Linked DNA regions of Homo sapiens: region 1 is linked to region 2. The links are chromatin contacts, found by Hi-C in ENCODE. All regions are on one chromosome and are shown on one strand. The core of a region is the stretch at or near the end of the contact, and the rest is flanking DNA. Distances in the headings are between cores, read along the strand shown.

Evidence for each region. A loop is a pair of places that touch in the nucleus more often than their neighbours do. Pooled maps may share reads with other maps.
Region 1: a pooled map shows a loop between it and region 2 (8-fold over the local background). The contact joins the promoter of SIX3 here to the enhancer-like site in region 2. A Hi-C loop is called at or near these places in 1 of 168 maps with a recorded cell type or tissue (naive thymus-derived CD4-positive, alpha-beta T cell), 7 of 37 single-sample maps with no recorded cell type and 7 of 50 pooled maps.

The regions. Positions count from the first base shown.
Region 1 is chr2:44,938,540-44,944,156 of GRCh38, reverse strand. SIX3 (SIX homeobox 3) reads right to left here and starts at 2,455. Exons shown (of 2, transcript NM_005413.4): 1 at 1,247-2,455. The coding sequence starts at 2,052. SIX3-AS1 (SIX3 antisense RNA 1) reads left to right here and starts at 2,279. Exons shown (of 2, transcript NR_103786.1): 1 at 2,279-2,447; 2 at 3,324-4,003. It overlaps LINC01833 (long intergenic non-protein coding RNA 1833), which reads left to right and starts at 4,958. Exons shown (of 2, transcript NR_147195.1): 1 at 4,958-5,334. RefSeq lists enhancers at 688-1,412, 2,495-3,021, 3,790-4,289, 4,290-4,791 and a silencer at 5,133-5,262.
Region 2 is chr2:45,164,940-45,170,652 of GRCh38, reverse strand. No RefSeq gene overlaps it. Among named protein-coding and RNA genes, the nearest start is that of LINC01121, 87 kb to the left of the region's middle. RefSeq lists enhancers at 1-195, 1,061-1,561. Within about 2 kb of position 1,297, at least 8 of the 41 ENCODE cell types and tissues checked have a DNase peak (open chromatin) inside an H3K27ac peak, as active enhancers do.

The sequences.
Region 1 (5,617 bases), core at 1,206-3,705, 230 kb after region 2:
AGGACCGAGGGTAGAGAAAATAGGAAAGCTGGCGGTGGAAAAGTGGGGAAAGAGCAGGGAGACAGAAAAGGGGCAAAGGAGAAGGCAAGAGAGGCGCACAGAGCAGTCTCCAGCTGCCCTTTCCCCCACCGGGAACCTTCTGCCTGGACCTGGTGTCTGGAATTCTCTCCACAAGGAGGCCTTGGCTTGACCCTGGGCGCTCCCCTCATCAGACGAAAAGTGGGCTCCACGGCAGGGGTGAGAGGGCCATGGGCTCAGGTCCCGGCCGCCTAAACTCGAACACACCTCCAGAAACTCACACCCAGCCCCCACCCACGGGCAGCTGTCAGCAGCTGGGGGTCCTGCTCCCTGAAGTACACCAGGCCCTGGGCCTTCCTGGCTGGATAGAGAAAGACACAGGCTCCACATCAGGGCTTTCACCCAACTTCCTCTTTTCTTTCTCCCTTCTCTCCCCACTCCTTTCGCCTATCCACTTCTTTCCCTCTGGTTCTTTTTCTCCTTCCCCCAGGCCCAGCTCCTGTGATGTTGGTCAAGCCCTATACAATTTTGTGACTTTGTGGCCAACTTGCCGGCAACGAGGCTGCTCGTGCCCGCTTCCCAGCTTAGAGGACCAAAGGGATTCTCCTCGGCTGAAACAGGAGGGCGAGTACATGCACACGGGCGTGCACACACACACGCACACGCACACGCTAGGCCTCTCCACTCCCAGCCCGGCTCTCCTGCTCCCGGTCAGGCAACGTGCAGCGTTGCGGGGAAACAGGCCCGCTGCGCAGTGGCCTCTGGCCTTTTCCCCTTGTGATAGGGACCCAGGTTCACTTTCCTCTCTCTGACGCTAGTGGATTTCTCTCGGGGTTTTGCAACGCACAGAAATAAGAACCAGATGGCAAAGAGTGCTTTCCTTCCCTCCCTGTCTCTAGGCTCCAGAGGATCGCCGAGCTGGCGGCAGGGCTGAGGAGGCAGGCACGGGTGCAGCGCAGGGCTAAGTCTCCCAGGGGCTGCGGGTACTCGGGTCGCAAGCACACACTCTCTGCCCTGACGAAAGCCCCTCTTGGTCAAAGCAATCAATACACCCACAGCCAGCCCGGCCCCCTCTTCCGCGCGTCCCGGACAAGCGGAAACTTTCTCCGACTGGCCAGGAGTCACGGCTTCCCTGGCTCTCAGCGGCCGCTCCGCTAGCCCCATCTCAACCCCTCTCCCCTTCCCAGGCCTCTGAGGCTGTAGCCAGGCCGCGGGCCCCGCCACTAACCTGTTCTTGGCCGCCGCGGCGCGGTCGCGCTGCCGCCGGTTCTTAAACCAGTTGCCTACTTGTGTGGGAGTGAGGCCGGTGGCCTGCGCCAGTTCGCGTTTCTTGCTGGGGTTGGGGTAGGGGTCCTGTAGGTACCACTCCCGCAACAGGCTCCGAGTCCGCTCCTTGAAGCAATGCGTCTTCTGCTCGCCGTCCCAGATGGTGCGTGGCAGCGGGAACTTCTTGCGCACGCGGTACTTGTCCACCGGGCCGAGTGGGCGGCCGCGCAGCTTCTCGGCCTCCTGGTAGTGCGCCTCGAGCCACATGGCCTGCAGCTTGCCGTGAGACTCCTTGGTGAACTTGTGGTTCTCAAGGATGTGGTAGAGGTCGCGGAAGTTGCCCGTGTGGAAGGCGACCACGGCGCGCGCGCGCAGGATCGACTCGTGTTTGTTGATGGCCTCGCACGCCCCGGGGGCCACGGGCAGCGACCAGAGGAAGCGGCCCAGCCGCTCGATGTCGCCCGTCTCCTCCAGCGTCTCACAGACGCTGGCCACCTGCTCCGGCGAGAAGTTGAGGGTGGGCAGCTGGAACATGGACAACTCTTCCGGGGGGGCCCTGGAGCCGCCGCCGCCGCCGCCGCCTGCTCCGCCAGCACCGCCGCCTCCCGCACCGTTCCCGCCGCCGCTGCCGCCTCCCGCGCCGCCGCCGCCTCCCGCACCGTTCCCGCCGCCGCTACTCGCCAGAAGTATGGAGCGGTGGTGAGAATCGGCGAAGTTTGGCAACAAGAAGTGGGAGGAATAGAGGTCTAGGGGGGAGCGGAATACCATGGACTGACCTGAGAGGAGAGGAGAAAATTCAGGGAGAGGAAGAGAGAGGGGAGGAAGAGGAGGAGAGGGGCGATGAGGACCAGGAGGAGGGAGAGGAGAGGGGGGAGGAGGAGAAGGAAAGGAGGGGGGAGCAGGAGGAGGAGGGAGAGGAGGAAGGGCGTAAGGGACACCCACACCCCACACACATCCACACACACACACACCCGCGCAGCCACATAGAGAGGGAGGTAGGAGAGCGGCCCGGTGCGCGCGCGCAGAGAGAGAACCCGAGACAGAGAGGGAGAGGGAGAGGGAGAGAGGAGAGGGAGAGCCAACCACCGCCGAGTCAAGATTCAGCGATTCCACCGCAATCGCCCTAATGACAACAGCCTCATAATATCTCCCCTAAATCCACAGTGAGTGCAGCATTGAAACATTTTGTTTCGCTTTTCTATTGGTCTGTGGCGTGTCGTTGTGGCGTTGCCACGGCAACCACTGCCAATCACTGTCAGCCCTGCCAATCAATACCGAGAACGTAAGGACGGTTTTACCACTTAGCCAGAGGGCGGGGGGAGGGGGAGAGCAGGGAAGGAGGGAGAAGTGGGGGGATAAAGAGAATTTTTTTTATCTTTGCAACTCTTAATCTCGCTACCTCCCCCTCCTCTCTTCTCTCTTCTCCCTCTCTCTCCTCTTTTCTCTACCGCTGTCTCTGAGACTTCTTCTTCCCTTTTTCCTAAAGAAGTTGATCCAGAAATTCGAAAAGCCCTGGGCAGAGTTGTTGAATGGGATGTGCAATTAGAGAGGGGATTTTGTTGGGAGGCAAGAGGGTCCCCCAGGCTCCACATAGTCCAGGTCGGCAGGCAAGGAAAGACGGCTGACCAGCCCAGCGGGCGCGGTTTGCACATGGTTTGCACGTCGGGCCGCCTCTTTCTGCCTATGTGAGCACTAATAGTGGCAAGGAAGAAAGGAGAGATGAGATCATGGGGCCCACCAAGCACCGACCTTGGCCCAGCGGGCCGTGGCGCCAGCCGGGGATCCCGGATTCCGAGGGTATCTGGCGCCAGGGAGCCTGAGCCCAATTCCCAGGGTGCTGGAGGCCGCTCTTGCCTCCCCCATCGGTGCCCATGGACCGCATTCACCTCAACTCCCTCTTCATCAATTAGGCTTCTCTTTACTCCCTCCCCGGCCAAGGAGCCTCGATTTCCCCCACCACCCTGTATTTTAAAATAACAGTCCAAACAGTACACTTCTTTCCATCTTAAGAAGCAACTCAACTCTTTGTTTCTTCCCAGAATTCAGCTGCCTCTCTGAGGAGTGGTGGAGGAGCTGCGGGAGCCGAGAAGCCCAAGAGCCCTCTGGACCCAGAAAAGTCCTACAGATGCCCACTCCTCACCACACAACAGAAGGAGCTCTGGTCCTGCCTGCCAGCCCCAGAGGGCACTCAAACTTTGGAGGCCAGCCACCCGGATGAAGTGAATAAGGCCTGAAAATTGCTTGTTTGCTCGTATTGTAAAATAATAATAATTACCATTATTATTTTTAAACTGTCTAATTTCTCTAGGGAAAGTAACATCGAAAGCCTAAAACAGACGCCAAAAGGCCCATAGAACACAGAGGGCCCTCTCTGCCTCTGGCCACCACAGCCCCTAGGCCAGGCATGGGTATTTATTCTTAGGTATGTTGCTTTTAAGAAGCTGTAATCAGCATCTTGAGCCGGGCCTCCCTTTGTGAGGCTTCTGTAACTATGGAAGTGTGATTTACGCAGATTTGTCGGGGTCAGAGACGTCTTTCCCTGAGCACTGTGTATATTTAGACAGGACTCGGTTTGGTGTTAAAAAGTGTATATGTTGAATGGATTCACACACAGTAGCCAACAATGACCACATTGTCGGCCCGTGTACAACGCGTATTGAAACGCAGCGCCCAGACTTCAACTAATCTGCCCTCAATAAAGCTGAAATAATTATCCTAAGCTGCCTTTCCAGAAGAAAAATCATTGAGGAATTCAAAACTTTTTTTTTTTTTTTTTAAAGATCTTTTCTGCATTCCGATGCAGATCTGGGGGCAAGGCGCCGTGTCCACACCACTTTGGTGATCTCAATGAGGGAAGAGAGAAAGAGAGGTTGAGAGAGAATTTAAATGGGAAACCTAACGTGACTGGGGCTGTGAGTGTCCCAGCCCCTAAACCCCGAGCTGGAGCCCTGCTTAGGCCTTGACTCCCGCAGTGCCAGGCCTCTGAGGGCCGGGGAGAAGAGCAAGCCGACAAGTGCAAGCCTCCTTGGAGGATTCCGGGCGGCAGGGAGGCCCTGGGTCCGGCGAGGGGCCAATACTGGCTCACTTAGCCAGAGACAGCCGTGGGGTAGCAGGTCTTCAACACGACGACTGGGGCAGAAAAATATTCCTCCAAAGGGAAGACCTGCCAAGCCCCATTTCAGTGCTCTCTCCACTCCATATATATTTCCTCTCCTCCTGGCCATGAGTCCTTCTCCACGCAGCTGAAAGCTCTGGGCGGTCATTCACTGAGGGCCCAGAAAGAGCCCAAAGGTTGGGACACAAAAACAGACACTTCATGTTTTCTTCCCGATCCCTTTCTCTCGTAGGGGAAGGATTATAGGCTGAAGGGTGGGAGGGGGAAGGGGCAGGAGGAGGAAGCGGGGGAGGAAGGAATGAAAAAGGGGAGGGGAGTGGGTATTGTGCCGCGTGTGGGGGGAGAATTCCTACGGGTGGGTTTCCGAATATTGTGTTCAACTTTTTGAAAGCAGCTCGTGACCCCGAAACTGCATCCCCCGGAGCCGGGGACCCAGGCGCCGGGCGGGCGGGTGAACCCGGTCAGTCCCCTCCCCGTCCCCGAAACCCCCGCCTCCGGGTGGTGGCGACCTGGCCTCTCCCTGCCACTGCCCGGCCAGCCCCGGAGGGAGGCTGGGCAGGTGCTGCGGGCTCTGCCGAAAGCGCTGAAATAAAAAACCATCGCCACTCAGGGAGAACTGAGGCAAGTGGGGCTGAGACTCTGGCGACACCCCCGCCCCCCAGCCTCTGCCCCAGCGCCTGCCGCCCTGCCGCCCTGCCGCACCCCGCCTGCTTGGGTGGCGACCGCGGTTCCGGAACGCGAAGCAGGGCAGAGGGCTGCAGAGAGGCGTGTAGCTTTGTGCGCCAGGACCCGGTGGGGCAGGTGGCAGCCCCGGGCTGTCCGCGCCTCCCAGCAGAGCCGAGCTCGGCGCCGCCCACCGAGCCCACCTCGCGGTCCAGCCGCCGCCAGCGCCTTTCGGCTCTGGCCTGAAGCAGTACTCCCGCCTCCTGGAGCGGGTAAGTTGAGAGTCCGGAGAGCAGGGCAGGGAGGCGGGGCGGCTGGTCCCAGAGCGGAGGGCCGGACTGGCTCCCCGCCGGGCTGGGGGCGCAGGCTCCATAGGATCTCAGTCGAGGGGTTCTGAGTGCGTGTTTGGGTGGGAAGCAGGGCTGTGGAGCGCCAGAGCTTCCCCTCCCAAATTCCCAGGCGCTGGGCACTGGGGAGTGGAGCAGAAGCAGAGGGACCTTGGGTTCCGGGGCCCAGCGGCCTTCCACGCTGGTCTGGGAACCAAGCAAGCCCTAG
Region 2 (5,713 bases), core at 48-2,547:
GGCTCCGATTAGCACGCGGGACAGAGGCAGGCGGAATACTGTGAACCTCCGGTCTGCCCCCCTAAGCCCCTCATCTCCCCCATGACCCGCTAGCTAATCAGTGCAAATGCCGTAGGAGGCCAGGCCCGCAACTGGCATTCCAGAGAGCGCGGACCACCAGCCGAGCTTTAAATAAGTGCAGATGTGACAGGCAGGGGAGACCCAGGGAGGGCCGCCTCTCCCGCCCCGCACCTCCCTCCAGGCTCAGGCCGGTGCGCCGCAGGCAGCAGCCATGCACACAAGGCGCCCGCGGGCAGTAATGTTGCCCGGGACTGGGGCGCACACCAAGTGACTGCAAAGGGAACGGAGGCCCGCGAGTTCGAGGGCAGCGCTGGAATGGTGTGAGCCCCGTCACCCATCCCTTCCTTGGCCCTACGGCTTCTTCCTGAAGAGGCTGGGGGATAGCGGCCCATCCTCGCCTCCACCCGTCCGACCGTCGGGAAATCCCGAACCCGGCTGGCTGGAAAGCCGGGAAGGTCTGGCTCATCCGCCGCAAGGCCTAGCCCCACCGCCGACAGCCGGGAATCGCCCCCACCCCACACGGAAATGCACCTTTCCGGTTCCCAGCCCCGAGCTGGGAGCCGGGCGAGAGGGCGAGGTTGCAGGCGTCTCTGCCTGCGGGCGGCGGTGTGCGGTCCTGGGCGTGCGGGCCGCGGCGCGGGGACAGCTCAACTCCAGGACAGCGCCACGCGACCGCCACCGCGGGGTGGGGCCTGACCCGGGGCGAGAGACCGCCCTTGGAACCGCGACCCTCAGCCTCCGCTCTAGCCCGACTGCTGGCTCCGTATCTACAGGGCTGGTGGGAAAGCAGAGAGAAGGAGGAAACGGACCCTGGCGCGCCCCGGTGTTTCGTCTGCCCGGAGCTAGACTCCGACTGTCTTCACAACTACCATCCCCAACTACCCTACCTCGGGCGGCTCCACTCACTCCATACCGGCCCGGGTCTCCCAGCCCGCGCGGCCATTCTCGCCTACGGTCTCGCCCTCCAACCCGGGCTCAGCTTCGGGTCGGAGCAAACCCGCTTTCGCCCGTCCCCGCCCGTCTCCGCGGGTGCCATTCCGTTCGCCCAGAGGGTGGCGGGGTTCGGAGCTGCAGAACACTTGGCTGCTGCCCGCCGACCTCACCCCACCAGCCCCCCCGTCTCCCCGTCACCCCGGTTCCCCAGTCCGTGGCGCTTCCCTCCCTCCAGTCCGCGCGCCCGGCCGCCGCAGGAGCGGCTCCCCGCCTTAGCCCGCAGGCCGCGAGGTGCACGGCCCTCTCTACCGAGAAGCCTGACCGCCCCGGGCCTCCCCGTCGGCCTCCAGCGCCTACACCCGTTTCGGCGCCCACTCTTCGTTCTGCGCCCCTAGATGCCCATCGGCTGCGGGAGAGGCTCCCGGAAAGCTCGGTGGGGCCCCGCGCAGAGCCCGCCCGCCGGAGCCGCAATGCTGCCATGGTTTCCCCGCGCCACCAGCCAGGCAAGGCGCGGCGCGAAGGGCTCTGGGAGGAAGCCGTCGGCACCTGCGGGCACTGCACCCTCCACTCCCCGCCTGCCGTCCCCCGCCTGCCGTCCCCCGTCCGCAGCGCCCACAGCCACGTGCGCGGAGCGGAGCTGCTCCCGGCCGGGGGCAGCCCAGCCCCCGGCGCCTGAAGGGGCCGCCGCGCCCGCCCCGCACCTGCACCCTCCTCTCCCACTTGCCTTTCCATCTGCGCGCGGAAATGCCACGGGCTTAGAACAAACTTTTATTTTTTTTCAGCGACATTCACGAGAGAGACGAATAGGACACGGTCATCCGAGTGCCGAGGCGCGGAAGCGCGAACTGCCCGGAGCGACCTGGCTTGGCGCACAGACTCATTAACCAAGCCCGAGAGGAGGCAGCAATGCGTGTGCGGGAAAGGGAGCGGTTCTCAAAATACAAAGTGATAAAACAGCTTCCAGTTATATTGAAAAACGATGCAAACCCTCAATTCCTTTTTTTTTTTTTTGGACCTGGCCGGACCTGGAAATGCCGGTTATAAACAAGAATAAAAACTTGAATTTATTGGTGGAAGTCCTGTTAAAAGAGCTCAACACAAGCATATGAGACAAACTGCAAGGTGATGAGACGACCATGCTATACATTGAGGGGAGAGTCGAATGAATTTTTCTATTATTTTGTAAAGTGCAAAATTTAGCTAAACAAATTTAGCTAGTGCAAAATTTGCTGCAGGTTTCCCTACAGCAAACGATCTCAGATAATATGGTTACTTTCCTAATGTAAGAATTCTTGGTGATGTATCACCTAAAACAGCACTCACAAGATTTCTGATCATGTAACATAAACAGCAGGACATAACCAAGCTAAAGAGCTAAGTCTCCTTGTGTAAATACTTAATTCCATCATTCAAAAATAGTTGTTGGTTTGTATAGTAAATCTAAATCACCACAGGGCCAAACATAGCTGCCTTTTCATGAGTAGTATCTCAACTTTCCTCCAACCCCAAAGAAGACAAACTCAATGTCAGTATTTTGTTCTTTAGCGGGGAATAAATTGTTCTTTTCAGCCGCTTGAGGTGCTCCGGAATAAGATGTTCGAAGCGTTTCTGTAAGGATAGCCTGGCTGATGGTGCAGGTGTGGGCTGATTTAAATTACTCGCTTTTGTGTTTTTCCACAGGGTCAAATGTAGGCACTGATTTTAGGGAAGGCAGAGAAAGTAAGACTTCCTGAGTTAAAATGCCCATGTGCCCAGCCTCAGATAAAAAAGAGAATACAAACCTGACAAGGCATTAGCTGATGCATCAAATGATGTGCCTATCAGCATGCATGTCATCAATAAAAAAATTATTTAATATTTGCATTCAATTAGTCAAATGATTCCACCATTTTAAGAATTTTCACATATAAGAAATTAGTAAAATAATCAGTCAAATATTCTACACTCATTTAATGGTAAATTATCGAGCAGCAGTATCCTTATTTAATTTGTAGGTGTATTTAATAGGGAATTGGAGTGGTTAAAAATGGAGTGCAAGAATTTCAGTTAATTTTTCTAGACTAGTGGCAAATACTAACAAAATTACTCAAGCATTTTTTAAAAAAATCATTTTGGAACAAAAGACTAACTGTAGGAAACAAGATCAGAACAGACTTAAATTAACATCTGAAGACATTAAGGAACTGAGTATACGGTTTCTTAAATGACAAAAACTCTTAGTGGCCTTTTAAAATCTCTGCTAAAACACATAAAATGGGCTGCATTAAGATGGTTATTTTGTCTTAGGTAAGTAGAATTTCTTGTATACCATCATAAGAAACTAAAAGTGATGTTGGTTTTATTCCCTAAGTACCAGTAATTTAAATTCCCTGAATATAATTGATCTCATTATGTTGAATCATAGGACATAAAAGCTACTGGGGAATCTCTTTATATATAATTATGCAGATAAGTAGAAGTTTTTAAGTCACTAAAAACTAGACATATAAATTTTCTGAGTTGAAGGAGCGACTGTAAATCTATCTTATATAATTTTCTAGCCATCTTTTAGTATGAGATAAATTATAGCATATAAACATCCTTGGGATCAGTTTTATTATAAGGAAATTATTTTCTTTGCTGTCAGGGATGCCCATGAGGGCAAATTTTTATTATATTATTGAGAGCTGTTAAATTTGATGATTAAACAAATAACTCCAAACCACTTCTCAGAAAAGTTCTCAGACTATTAATAATATTTTACTTCTGAGAAATGCATTTAAAAATATAAAATTAGTGGCATTAATATTGAATTTTCATAACCAAGAATCTGTGCATAGAACAGGAAATATGTGCAAATAAAAAGTAAATATCGAGGTCCAGGTGGAGAAGGACATTAAAAATTATGCTTGGCAGAAAAATAATCTATTTTACCAACAGTTCTTAAGGTCTGCCCTTTACGATGATGAAACTGCCCAGGCACCCCCTCACCAGCCTCAAACAATTGCAGCTGTGTGTATGTGTTGTGTTTTTTTTTTTTTCCATTTCAATCTCCATTTAGCCTTTGCAGAGTAAAGAAATAAAGGAAGAATGAAAATCTTGAGCTACTCTGACACTTATAAGGACTTATAGTTTATTAATTGGAGAATTTAGCTTATCCCCCCTCTCTATTCATCTGAAATTAATTAAGTGTGTAGAATTACAAGGTGGGTGTATCCGAGACAGCAGGCCCTGCTCGGACTAATCAAAAGGGCACATGTTGAATGAGCACAATTTAGTTAAGGTTAATCCAGTGAAGATGATACCTCCCTGTTCTTAATTACTCTAGGTGATAGATTGTGGAATGGGAAAGTAGGAAGGAAGGGAAATTCAGTCCTACTGAATACCAGGATTTTCTAATTTAATTTAGCTCTCTGTTTTCACAGAAGCAAACAGTCTCCATTCAGAGAGCAGGACCACACTCTGGGTTCTTGTTTAAGGTGAGTCAAAGAAAAAAAAAGTTATTTGCATGTGTGTTTTTGAGAAAAAGTCTTGGAAACCAAATATGAAGGTTTCAAAGGTGTTCTTGATAACGCGCCTTTGATTACAGACGTGTCAGTTTGAGAATTTTGTCACAGCTCAGTGGTTTCTTTGTGATTTCTGCTGGTGGTTGCTTACTTTGTTGAACTCTCTTCTGAGTGCCGAGACTGGTGAATATGCTGAAATAAATCGACATGTTTCTATACCTACAAGACTGCATTAAAGAAATGAATATATCTGTATTATTAAAAAGAATACCATTTAAATATCAATAAATACAGAACTAACCACCATGGATGAATCGCATACACATAATACTGAGCAAAAGAAGCCACACGCAAGAATATGTACTTTATGCTTCCATTTATATAAAGCTCAAAAACAGGCACTAATCCCTAGTGTTACGCTAGCCCCACTATAGTGAGGGTAGTGGTTACCCTCAGAGGAGTAGTCAGTGACAAGTTTCTGGGGCACTGATAATGTTCTGTTACATAGGTGTGTTTGCCTTATGAAAACTCATTGAGCTTACACATTTGTGAACTTAAGACATGCATTTTTTCTGTATATATGTTTTATTTGAATAAAACGCGTACTTTACAAAATGAAAATGAATAAGGGAAAAAATACTAAGAAGTAAAGGCATGGAATTGTGAGCCAATATATTTTTAAAAGGCAGAGAGGTTGGAGCTGAGGGCTGAGGATATAATTCCTAAAGAGAAAAAGAAACGCATGAAAACATCTGGCAAAATATTATTAGCAAGGTTTGAATGTGTTCACTTTGCCACTTTAATATCTACCCACCCACAAACAGAATACTACTCAGTATTCATTCCTCACCAAATATAGGGATCTTTCTTGTTTCTTTTGCATGTGTTAAAGTCAAAGTCTGATTAAGGTGTTTAAGAATCTTATTCTTTGTCTGTGTTTAAGATGCAGCACTCCCTGATCCTAAAAATCAAAAACAAAAAAAGCTTATTTTCTCCATGCATGTGCATTAAAAAATCATCAGATGATTTTCTCATTTTCAGTTTTGTGATATATTTTCTTCTTGAGAGGGGATATCTGTTTCTGATTTATTAGCATTTGATCCCCTAGTTTCCTGCCATTGATCAAGCCTAATACTTAGTTCAGCTGATGAGTTTTATATGAAATCTGATATTTCAGGGAGATGGAAGGTTGAACCCATTTTTAATATTTGTTTGCCCTTCATCTCTTTCAGCGT